Regions from separate parts of the Homo sapiens genome. Here region 1 is linked to region 2. The links are chromatin loops, found by intact Hi-C in ENCODE. Cell type or tissue: Caco-2. All regions are shown on one strand.

Region 1 (5,000 bases), 270 kb before region 2:
AAGGAAAAAGTAATAAAGTTGTAATGGTTTTTACTGCCTGGGTTCACCTCCCACCTCCACTTGTTACCAGCTGAGTGGCTTGTACAAGTTTTGACCTTCCTAAACTTCAGTTTCCATATCTGTAAAATTATGGTAATAGTATTTCCTCAAAGAATCATTGTAAGCACAAATAACAAATGTTCAGATGATTGCTTCAAAAATGTTCAATTAATGGAGATGGCATTGATGATAATGATTCCTTTCTCCCCAATAACTATGTTTTTTTGTGGTGGGAGTACAACTTTCCAGAATTGAGGACCTGCCATATTAAGACTTAGGTCTGCCATAAAATGTGAGATATTATTAAAATCTTGATGTTATTGTGGTTCTCTCTCCTTTCTTGGACTAGCCATACTTTGGTTTCTTTTTCCCGGACAATACACACATTGCACTCAGTTCTTGTCCCGTTTTTGACCTGCTTCATTGCTGCTAGGTAGTTTCATACACTAACACTTCCATGGGTTGGCAAAGATTACTGCTTTTAATTAAGACATTGGTCAGTAATTAGGACTTCTTGGTAAAATCAAATCACAAGCAAAATTTGACAAACTTAATAGGCTCATGGTGAGTGTATTAGTTAAGATTATTTGTTCCTGGCTATATAAATACAACCGACTGATTTAAACCAAGGGAAATGTATGGCTAGAATATTGCATGGCTCCTTGGATCATCAGGAACAGTGGACACAGAGGATAAGAAAACAGGCAGAAAGGAAATGAGGTAGATAGCATTCCAACCCTTTGCCAAGGCTATACCAGAGTGTCAGTCCAATGAAGCCACTGCTGCTCTGGTACAGATCACAGCTTGCCACCTCCTGTCCTACTATCCCTGGATGCTACTGCAGACATGTCTTCTATGACTGCCCCAGCCATTAGATGTCTCTACCCAGTCATGACAGCAGAAAATAATTCTTCATTACCACTGTTTCTAAGTTACGAATTCCATATTAAAATGCTAGCAGGATGTACCCATATCTGAGCCCAAGTTTAGTGCTCAAGCACTAGCTGCAGAAAGGGCTGGCAAAGTGAGAAACTTTGGCAGCTTCTGTGGTAAGAAGTAGGCTGTGTCTTCTACAAGTTTCATGAGATAGAGAATTCCCTAAACTTAAAGGAATGCTGGGAAGTCTACAATTGGTAAATTTCCATCTAGAAAGGTAGAAACGGGAGCCCTATGGGAGGGCAGTGATTCTTAAAATCAGAGTGTATTAGTGGTTGTTCTTATTTTTATCTATGTAATGAGTCTGCTTCTCTTGCACTTTGTTTCTTTACAATATTCCTAAGAAGAGTCTCATTATGACCTCAATAACACAGTTGATAAATGAGGTTTTTTAAATTGGTTGTTCATAGCTAGATTTTCAGCTCTCACTCTCTCTTTTATATCCCTAGTATTTGTATAGAATGAAATATGAGGAGCAATTGAAGCAGAAATTAATCGATGGAATTCCAAGTAGGAAGGAGCTGAGTTCAGATGCCAGCCCTGTCACTATCTAGTTGTGTGATTGGCAACATCATTTAATCTTTCTAGACCTTAGTTTTCTTCTCTATAAGATGGGGATATTATTACCCAATTTGAAAACTGATCCAAAGTTTAAAAGATTGCTTTTAAATTAACCTGGTAGAATGCCTAGCATAAAACAAAATATTAGATAACTAACAAATGATAACTTTTTTGTTATTTTTGTCTTCCTCTCTTAGAGAGTCATTGGCTACAAGGACTTTAGTGTATCTGCAATGCCTACAAATATTTTCTTTTTCTTGTTTCTCCTTCAGTCCCTCCTAGTTCCATTGTTTGCTGTGATAGCTACTGAGCTTTGTTTGATTGGCTACAGTAGTCAGACATCCAGAAAGATTGTAGTCTGCCATCCAGAAGATTTATTCTTCCTGTTGGACAAGGATGAAGCTATCCATAGCACTTGGGAAGAAGTCTTTCTTACTAGAAAAACAAAACAAAACAACAAAAAAGGAAAAGAAGTAAAGATTGGGAAGGGATGTGTCTTGTAGATCTGCTAGTGAGCAGCATATCACCAATAGAGCTGGACAAAACTAGCAATATGTTACCATTGAAGCTGGTAACACTTTATCTAGAGGAATGCACTACACAAATAACTTGCAACTCTGTAATGCCCGACTACATTCCTGGAAAGCTGAATGGCAACCTGAAACTCTCTTCTCTGTTTACCCATGTAAATCTGTCCAAGGGAACTCAGGTCTCAGCAGCTTATTTTCTTATTAATAAAAGCACAGAGTGATATGAAATTAACATATGTATCAACAGAAGCACAGATTGCATAAAGAGATCAGAATTCTCTCAGGATGATTCTGCCCATTAAGATAACTGCAGGGCATAATATTTCATTATGTGCATTCTAATTGAGGAAATAAACTTTCATTTTCTCTATTTTTGATATCAGCATTTGGGAATATTGAGACAATTTAGAATAAGCTCTGGCTTGTATAGACTTGAAAAGAAAATGAAATTTGTTTTTAAGCACTTACACATTGAACAGTAGCTCTTAGAAAATTTGTTAACCTGGGTCATATTTACACTCCTATTGCCAAACCAATGATTCGCTACTTAGGATGAATTTATGGTCCTTTCATTACTTAACAGTTATTTGTGTCTTAAACTAAGAAAGACAGTACCTAAATATAGAAAGTGTGTGCAAATGAGCCTGTATATGAATTTTAGTTTGTAGTTGTAATGGAGTATCTAACTCAACATGAAAAACTGGAGTTCCTAGGGCACAGGATTTAATCTAACAAATAATTATCTTTCTCAATAGTACCATAAAGAGAACCCTAATTAATGTGCTAACAGCTACTCCCTGTTTACAGGGCATTATCTCAGGTCTTGAGCTGTAACAAATATACATGAAAATTAATGCTCACAGAGCAGAGAAAGAATACATTTAATTGCTAGAACTATGCTTGTGAGACATTTCAATCAGAGACAGCACAAGAAGGGAATCTTAAAAAATTATCTCCTTGAAGTCCAAGCCTAAAATGAGCTATTCCTTATAAAATAATTTACTGTTTTGTTATCTACAGACATAACCCAGAGGTCATCTCCAATTCCCTCCTGGAATTAAATAACCTTGGAATCTTACACATTAGGGACCCTGGAGGTCACTAGTCCAATCCATATCTTAGATATGGGTCCTTGACAGATGGTTTTTTAATCACTAATGGGATCTATCCAGTGTTAGGAAGCTCACTGGCTCTTAAAGCAAACTTTCCCAGATAAACAGTTTAACAATGAACATGTATTATTCTAAAATTATTTTCTTGAAATGTGGCCTGATTTTTTTCTTTGTTCTAGCTTCTGAAGCCGTTTAGAAGAAGCGTAGACTATTTTTATCCATAGTAGCCCTTCAACTTTAAATTGAAATATATAAACATGTTTCTCCCATATTGTCAAACCACATATTTCCTTCTTTTTCAAATGTTACTAGTGTATTCTGGTTTTCTAGAATTAAAATATCATGGGGCCTCCACTTCCAGCAATGTTGGCTTAGGTAAACTTGCTATTGAAAGCAACTTATCATTTTGGAGGGGAAAATTGAAATATTTTCCAAAATATGTCAAAATACTAACAATATGATCAGAGCAGAGGATGAGAACCTAGAAGGGTCAGTAAAATACTTGGACAGCTTTTACCCTGGGGTCACTTATCAATGCATAATACACAGGCTGAGACACTAGGCCATACTTCTGGTGACCCTCAATTGGATAGGGAGACAAAACCCAGTATCTGGGACTCAACAATGGTACAGATTCTAGAAAATATCCTTCGTTTGGCTTTAAGATCTTTCATTTAAACATAAGGGCAGACTAGAAATAAACAAACCCTAGGATGGTATACAAGCCCTGCTTCATATCATCTGGGTTCCCTAGAAAATCTTAAGACTTTAACATATATAAAGATGATCCTGAACTGTTAGTTCCCCACGCATCTGACTGAGGCAAATGAAAAATAATCCCTGTCAGAAAATATTATCATTTTATAATTCAAATTATTTCTACAAATAACTTTTCAAATGCAGCCTTTAATGATTCGTTAAAAATAACTAGGCACATGAGAAGACAAGATAACAGGTGCAAAAATATAAGAAAAGAAAAACAGACAAAGGTAACATAGAGATTAGAAATAATTGGAATTATCCAGTCTATCACTGATGGGCATTTGGGTTGGTTCCAAGTCTTTGCTATTGTAAATACTACTGCAGTAAACATATGTGTGCATGAGTCTTTATAGTAGAATGATTTATAATCTTTTGGGTATATACCCAGTAATGGAATTGCTGGGTCAAATGGTATTTCTGGTTCTAGGTCCTTGAGCAATCGCCACACTGTCTTCCACAATGGTTGGACTAATTTACCCTCCCACCAACAGTGTAAAGTATTCCTATTTCTCCACAGCCTCACCAGCATCTGTTGTTTCCTGACTTTTTAATGATTGCCATTCTAACTGGTGTGAGATGGTATCTTATTGTGGTTTTGATTTGCATTTCTCTAATGACCAATGATGATGAGCTTTTTTCATATGTTTGTTGGCCACATAAATGTCTTCTCTTAAGAAATGTCTGTTAACCTTCACCCACTTTTTGATGGGGTTATTTTTTTCTTGTAAATTCAGCAAACACAGGAACAGAAAACCAAACACCACATGTTCTTACTCATAAGTGGGAGTTGAACAGTGAGAACTCATGGACAAAGGGAGGGGAACATCACACACCAGGGCCTGTCAGGGGATGGGGGGCAAGGAGGGGGAGAGCATTAAGACAAACACCTAATGCACACGGGGCTTAAAACCTAGATGACCGGTTGACAGGTGCAGCAAACCACCATGGCACATGTATACCTATGTAACAAACCTGCATGCTCTGCACATGTATCCCAGAACTTAAAGTAAAATTATAAACCAAAAAACACAAACAAAAAAAGAAATATTAGAATTATCAG
Region 2 (5,000 bases):
CTCCCGTATGCCTCTGTAACGCTCCCTTTTAAGGCGTAGTAGTTTTATGTAGTATGAATCTAATGCATGTCTGTAAAATAACATACATTTGAAAAATTACAGGAAAACTAAAATGATATAGTTGTATATTGGTAATTCCACATATTCTAAAATGTTATTAGCATCATACCAGAATATACAGTAGTGATCTCTTCATTTTAACCTTTGAACCAAAAGGAACAAATCTGAAGAAACCTGAAAATACTGAGTAGAAGGTAGTCTCTCTAAGAGTCAGACAGTGAGGTATTAAGATATTCATTCACCATTTTATGATGTTGACATTTAACAATGTTAAGATAACATTCAACATTTGTTTAGTCAACAATGACTGATTACATTCTACACATGTGGCTCTTTGTTAGATCCTGGAGAAACAAGGGTATCCAGGAAATGTGGCCTTGGCCTTCACAGAATCAGCTTACGGGATCAGTAGAGTGAGAATGGGATTTAATTTTGTAAATTAGTGGGAGCCCAATCTGCACTTTACAGGCACAGAACCAGTGTATTTAGAAGCAGTATAGTCTGAGGTCCTAGAATTGTGAAACACTTTTCAATGGGCATCTTCTTTCAAAGCTTCACCGTGGCTTGAGGTGTTGCAGGGAAATGTAAGCCAAAAGACTTGGTTTGGAGAGATATTGAATCTCTCCAACTGTGAACAATTCTGCTTTGCTTGGAATAGTTCATGCTCTTTCACATCAAGTCATTCTGGAAAAATGACCATTAGCCAACAAGTCAAAAGAAAAATAATAGTATACTTTCCTCAACTTTTCCAGAATGAGTTTACAACACAAAGCAACAAAGACTTTTAAATTCCATGTTATTATAATTCTTAAGCTTGTGAAACAAACTATAATTTTTTAAAACAGAATATTATTGTATAGCCATATCACCTGCTTTACAGGATTTTTCACCAGAAAAATCTTCTTATTTTAGTTTAACTTAAAAAACAATGCACCAAAGAAAAGCAAAGCCTGCTGGAGAAACTAATGGATAGAACCCTGACTAAATAACTTTTCCATGAAATAAAGGGTCTGACTGAGAGCTTGAAAAGTAAACCAGCCCAAGATACTGAGTTGCCTGAATTGCAAGGAATAGATCTTGCCTAGATGTGCAACTATAATTTTTAAGGTGCTTTACTTTTAAAGATTTTTATAGTTTAATCTAGCATTTATTACCTGCATGAATGGATGAATACTAGACAACTATAAGAACAGTTCAGAATAGGAATGCAAAATTCCTCCTGAATTCTTTTCAAAATCAGCTTTTGAGATTAATAAAATCTCAAATCTCTCATTGGGATAAATAAAATCTTTTGAGATTAAAATCTTTGGCACCAAACTGCTTTGCAGCACCTATTAAGAAATAGTGTAAATGGGTTCCTTGAAATAGTCAGACATATTAAGCAGTGAAGGAAGCTTTGTAATTTCAAGCAATACCTCCCAAAAGTGCTAATGCCTCTGATCCCCCTTCCCAATAATTCACTAAAATATCTGAGAAGTGCCTAGTCTTATAGCTCAGAAATCAATTAATTGTCAACCTATTGGGACTGAAAAATAGTGGCAACGAGAGGCAAAAAGAAGGTGAGAGATGTAAACATTGTCTCAATACAATATATTCCAATACACCTTTCACCAAAGAAGATGATATAGAAAGGGCACAAATAAAGATGCTTAAGATCATTAATCATCAGGAAAATACACATTTAAACCACAGGAGATACCACTATAGACCCACTAAAATGTAACTAATCAGAAAGGCTGATAATACTACGTGTTAGCAAGGATGCGGAGAAACTGGAACCATCGTATGTGTTGTTAGAAGGAATGTGAAATAGTACAGTCACTTGAGAAAATAGTTTGGTATTTTCTTTAAAACTTAAACACACATCTACCAAAGGTCCCAGTAATTTTACTCCTACATATCCGCCCATGGCAAATGAAAACATATACCTACACAGGCATTATTTATAAAGCAAAAAAAAAAAATTAGAAATAATCTAAATGTCTATCAATTGGTAACTAGACAAAGTGGGGTATAACTGTGTATTGAAATACTCAGCAATAAAAATGAACTGCTGACACATTCAACAACATGGATTTACTTCCAAAGCATGGTTTAAGAGAAAGAAGTTTGGCACCAAAGCCTGTGTATTGTATGATTCTATTTAAGTGAAAGGTCTGTTAATGGCAAATCTAAGGAAAGAGAAAGCACAAGAGGACTGCCTGAGGCTTGGGAGGGTAGCGAGGACTGACAATGGGCATGAGGGACCAGCTTGGGGTAACAGAAACATTCTAGAACTGGATCATGGTGATGGTTGCACACCTATATGAATTTACTAAACCCATAGTATTATAGATTTATAGTGAATAAATGTATGCTAGTTAAACTATAATAAAGTTATTAATTAAGAAGCAATAAAGTTTCACAATGAAACTTCTCCAATAGATCTCACTGGTGCCAATGTACAAATACCAGACATAATTCATTTGTAAACAAAGTGTGGCTCACTGTCAGGACTAAGGGAAGCAAGATTCCTAGAGTCTAGAAATATCACCTAATTCTCAAAGAAATAAGAGTGGTGGCTATCAAGTTAAGATGATTACTTGCCTCATAAGCTTATTTCATTTACATGAATGAGGTGTATGTGTGTGTAATTATGTAGAAGCCATCACATTCAGTCAGATCTGCAATAATAGTGGTAATGGAAACATAAACCTAAGCAGGATTCTCAATGAGTTTTTGCACTGACGTGCACAGGCAAGCCCATATCTCTGCCTCTAAGCACATACTCTCTTTCCAAAGGTTGTGTAATGAGTGAGTCAGAGCTGTGTACACATAAGAAAGGAAAGAGGGCAAGGCAGGGCAGGAATTCAGCTCAATGAAGCCGCGGAGCCTCCATTTAAAAATGATACTAATGAGCCCACAGAAGACATTTTTACCAACATTTGTTAGATCCCCTACAATTTAAGCTATAATAAACTGGATAGTATCAAAACTAGGCTCATTTATAACTTGACAGACAGTTAAAAGAGTTATTTGATTGTTGAGCAGATTCTTCTTCCAAAATAAAAACTAATCCATTTTTTAAATTACAAATTTCACATGAAAGAAGCTAGTATCTGTGTATGAATACTTAAATATCAAATGAAAAAGACACAAATGTTCTGTAAAGTCTATTCTGAACTGAAAGTTATAGCATTGGACTGGGAATTTTTGCTTTGTCATGGCAGAATATGGTTCTGCTCTATTCAGACAGGCACAAAGGGACTGTGGGATGTAGAGATTATATACAGACTGAAAGGATGAGCATGGATCTGCCGTGCCCTAACCCCCAGCCTCTACTGTGGTGCTTTGCACTATTTCTAGGAATGTTCTCATGAGTTACTTTCTGAATAAGCCAACTTCTGACTGTGGCTGAATTGTGGGTCAAATCATTCACATAATGGTTTGTGTAATTTGAAAAGAGCAAGCAGCATGCCGTGTGGTCTAAATCAGGGAATCTCAACCTCAGCACTTTGGGCATTTGGGATGGGATAATACCTTCATTATGAGAGTTATTCTATTCATTGTAGGATGTTTAGCAGCATCACTTGTCCCTATCAACTAGATGCCAGAAGCACTGTCGCCCTAATTAGACAACCCAAAACACTCCCACAAATTGCCAACTATCCCCTAAGAGCAACACTGGCCCCAGTTGAGAACTACTGATCTACACGATCATTTCAAACTCTTTGGAGTAGTGAAAAGATTGTATAGAAACTTTGAAAAAGTATCATTTCCTTCACTGTTGAACTGTCCAGATAACTGTAAAGCTATTGATACCTTGAAAATGCAAAGTATCTTGAAAAGTGAAGACATTTGCAAAAAGCAAAGTGTCATTATTTCACTTTTATTGCATCAACGAACTCCACCATTAAGAACGGTGAAAGAGGAAAACACATTTGATCTAAGCATTCAAACTGGATTTAAAAAGAGATTCATTTTTACTACCTGGCTGATGCAGGTCCAAGCTAAACCAATCACCTTTATTATGAAATCACAGCAAAAGACAAAATCCAAAATTTATACACAGAGTATCACCACGTTTGACTACAAAGCCTTATGATATACAGAGACCCTCACTTAATTAAACCATCAAAGTGAGAACAGCCATAATGTGCTAATTTTTGTTGAGCAGTATTAGTTGATGGACACTAAAATTCTCCTGAATAAAGTGAATTATCATTCTGTTCTAGTGGCCTCCTGTTCACCCCGTCGGTGAGGGAGGAGTCCCCCACCCTAAATAATACAAGATGGCCAAACACCAAACCCTGGGCAGATGAAATAGCAATTTGTTGGTCACATATACTCACAGCCCAGAGGAGAAGAACATCCCATACCATGTAGGGCCACACTGGGGTTGGACTCAGAACAATCAGAGGCCATGGTGAGGCACACTTTGTAGTAACAAGGGGGTGAGATAACCCCTGGTTCCCACAGGAGGATGTGATTGGATTGTTTGAAGAAATTTGTTGGATGGCAAGAAAATGAAAGCCTGTTAGGTTGCAGACTGGTGGAGTGCAGCTGGTCTGACTAATAGGGAAACTAGCCAGGTGGAAGCCTTTTTCACTGGGGGTCAAGGGGACACATCTAGCAAGAACAAGGGAACTTATGGTTAGGTCTTTGGGGCCCGGTGACGCACAAACATATCAAGGCATCACATGGTGTTCTAGGCCACATAATACACATTGTCAGGGAGTTGGAAGTGTTTTATGATGTCTCACTCATTTTGAATGCAAAGAGAATACCAAGTGATAGATATATCCTCCTGCATGACTTAGCTGTACTGAAGCTTTTCAAAACAGGAGTGAGTCTTAAAGAAATAGACTTGAACTACTCTAAGCATTCTTTCAAGACTTTTAATAGTAGTAGCTATACTGGGTATAGTGCACACTTCTAAACACTGTAGGGAGCTATTAAAC

The links. Hi-C counts contacts between places; a loop is a spot of excess contacts. Peaks named below come from ENCODE experiments on the same cell type or tissue, not always from the same donor. Only the 100,000 strongest peaks of a DNase experiment are listed, where the experiment ranks them.
Region 1: a loop joins it to region 2, with 12 times the contacts of the local background. A loop is called at or near these places in 1 of 110 quality-filtered maps.

The regions. Positions count from the first base shown.
Region 1 is chr14:62,418,897-62,423,896 of GRCh38, forward strand. The region is part of intron 1 of LOC105370529 (a long non-coding RNA gene); the gene reads left to right. Among named protein-coding and RNA genes, the nearest start is that of LINC00644, 280 kb to the left of the region's middle. In Caco-2, no CTCF peak of the experiment used is centred here; a DNase peak (open chromatin) is centred at 2,163.
Region 2 is chr14:62,689,547-62,694,546 of GRCh38, forward strand. No RefSeq gene overlaps it. Among named protein-coding and RNA genes, the nearest start is that of KCNH5, 350 kb to the right of the region's middle. RefSeq lists an enhancer at 2,625-2,919 and a silencer at 2,625-2,919. In Caco-2, no CTCF peak of the experiment used is centred here; DNase peaks (open chromatin) are centred at 2,865 and 4,675.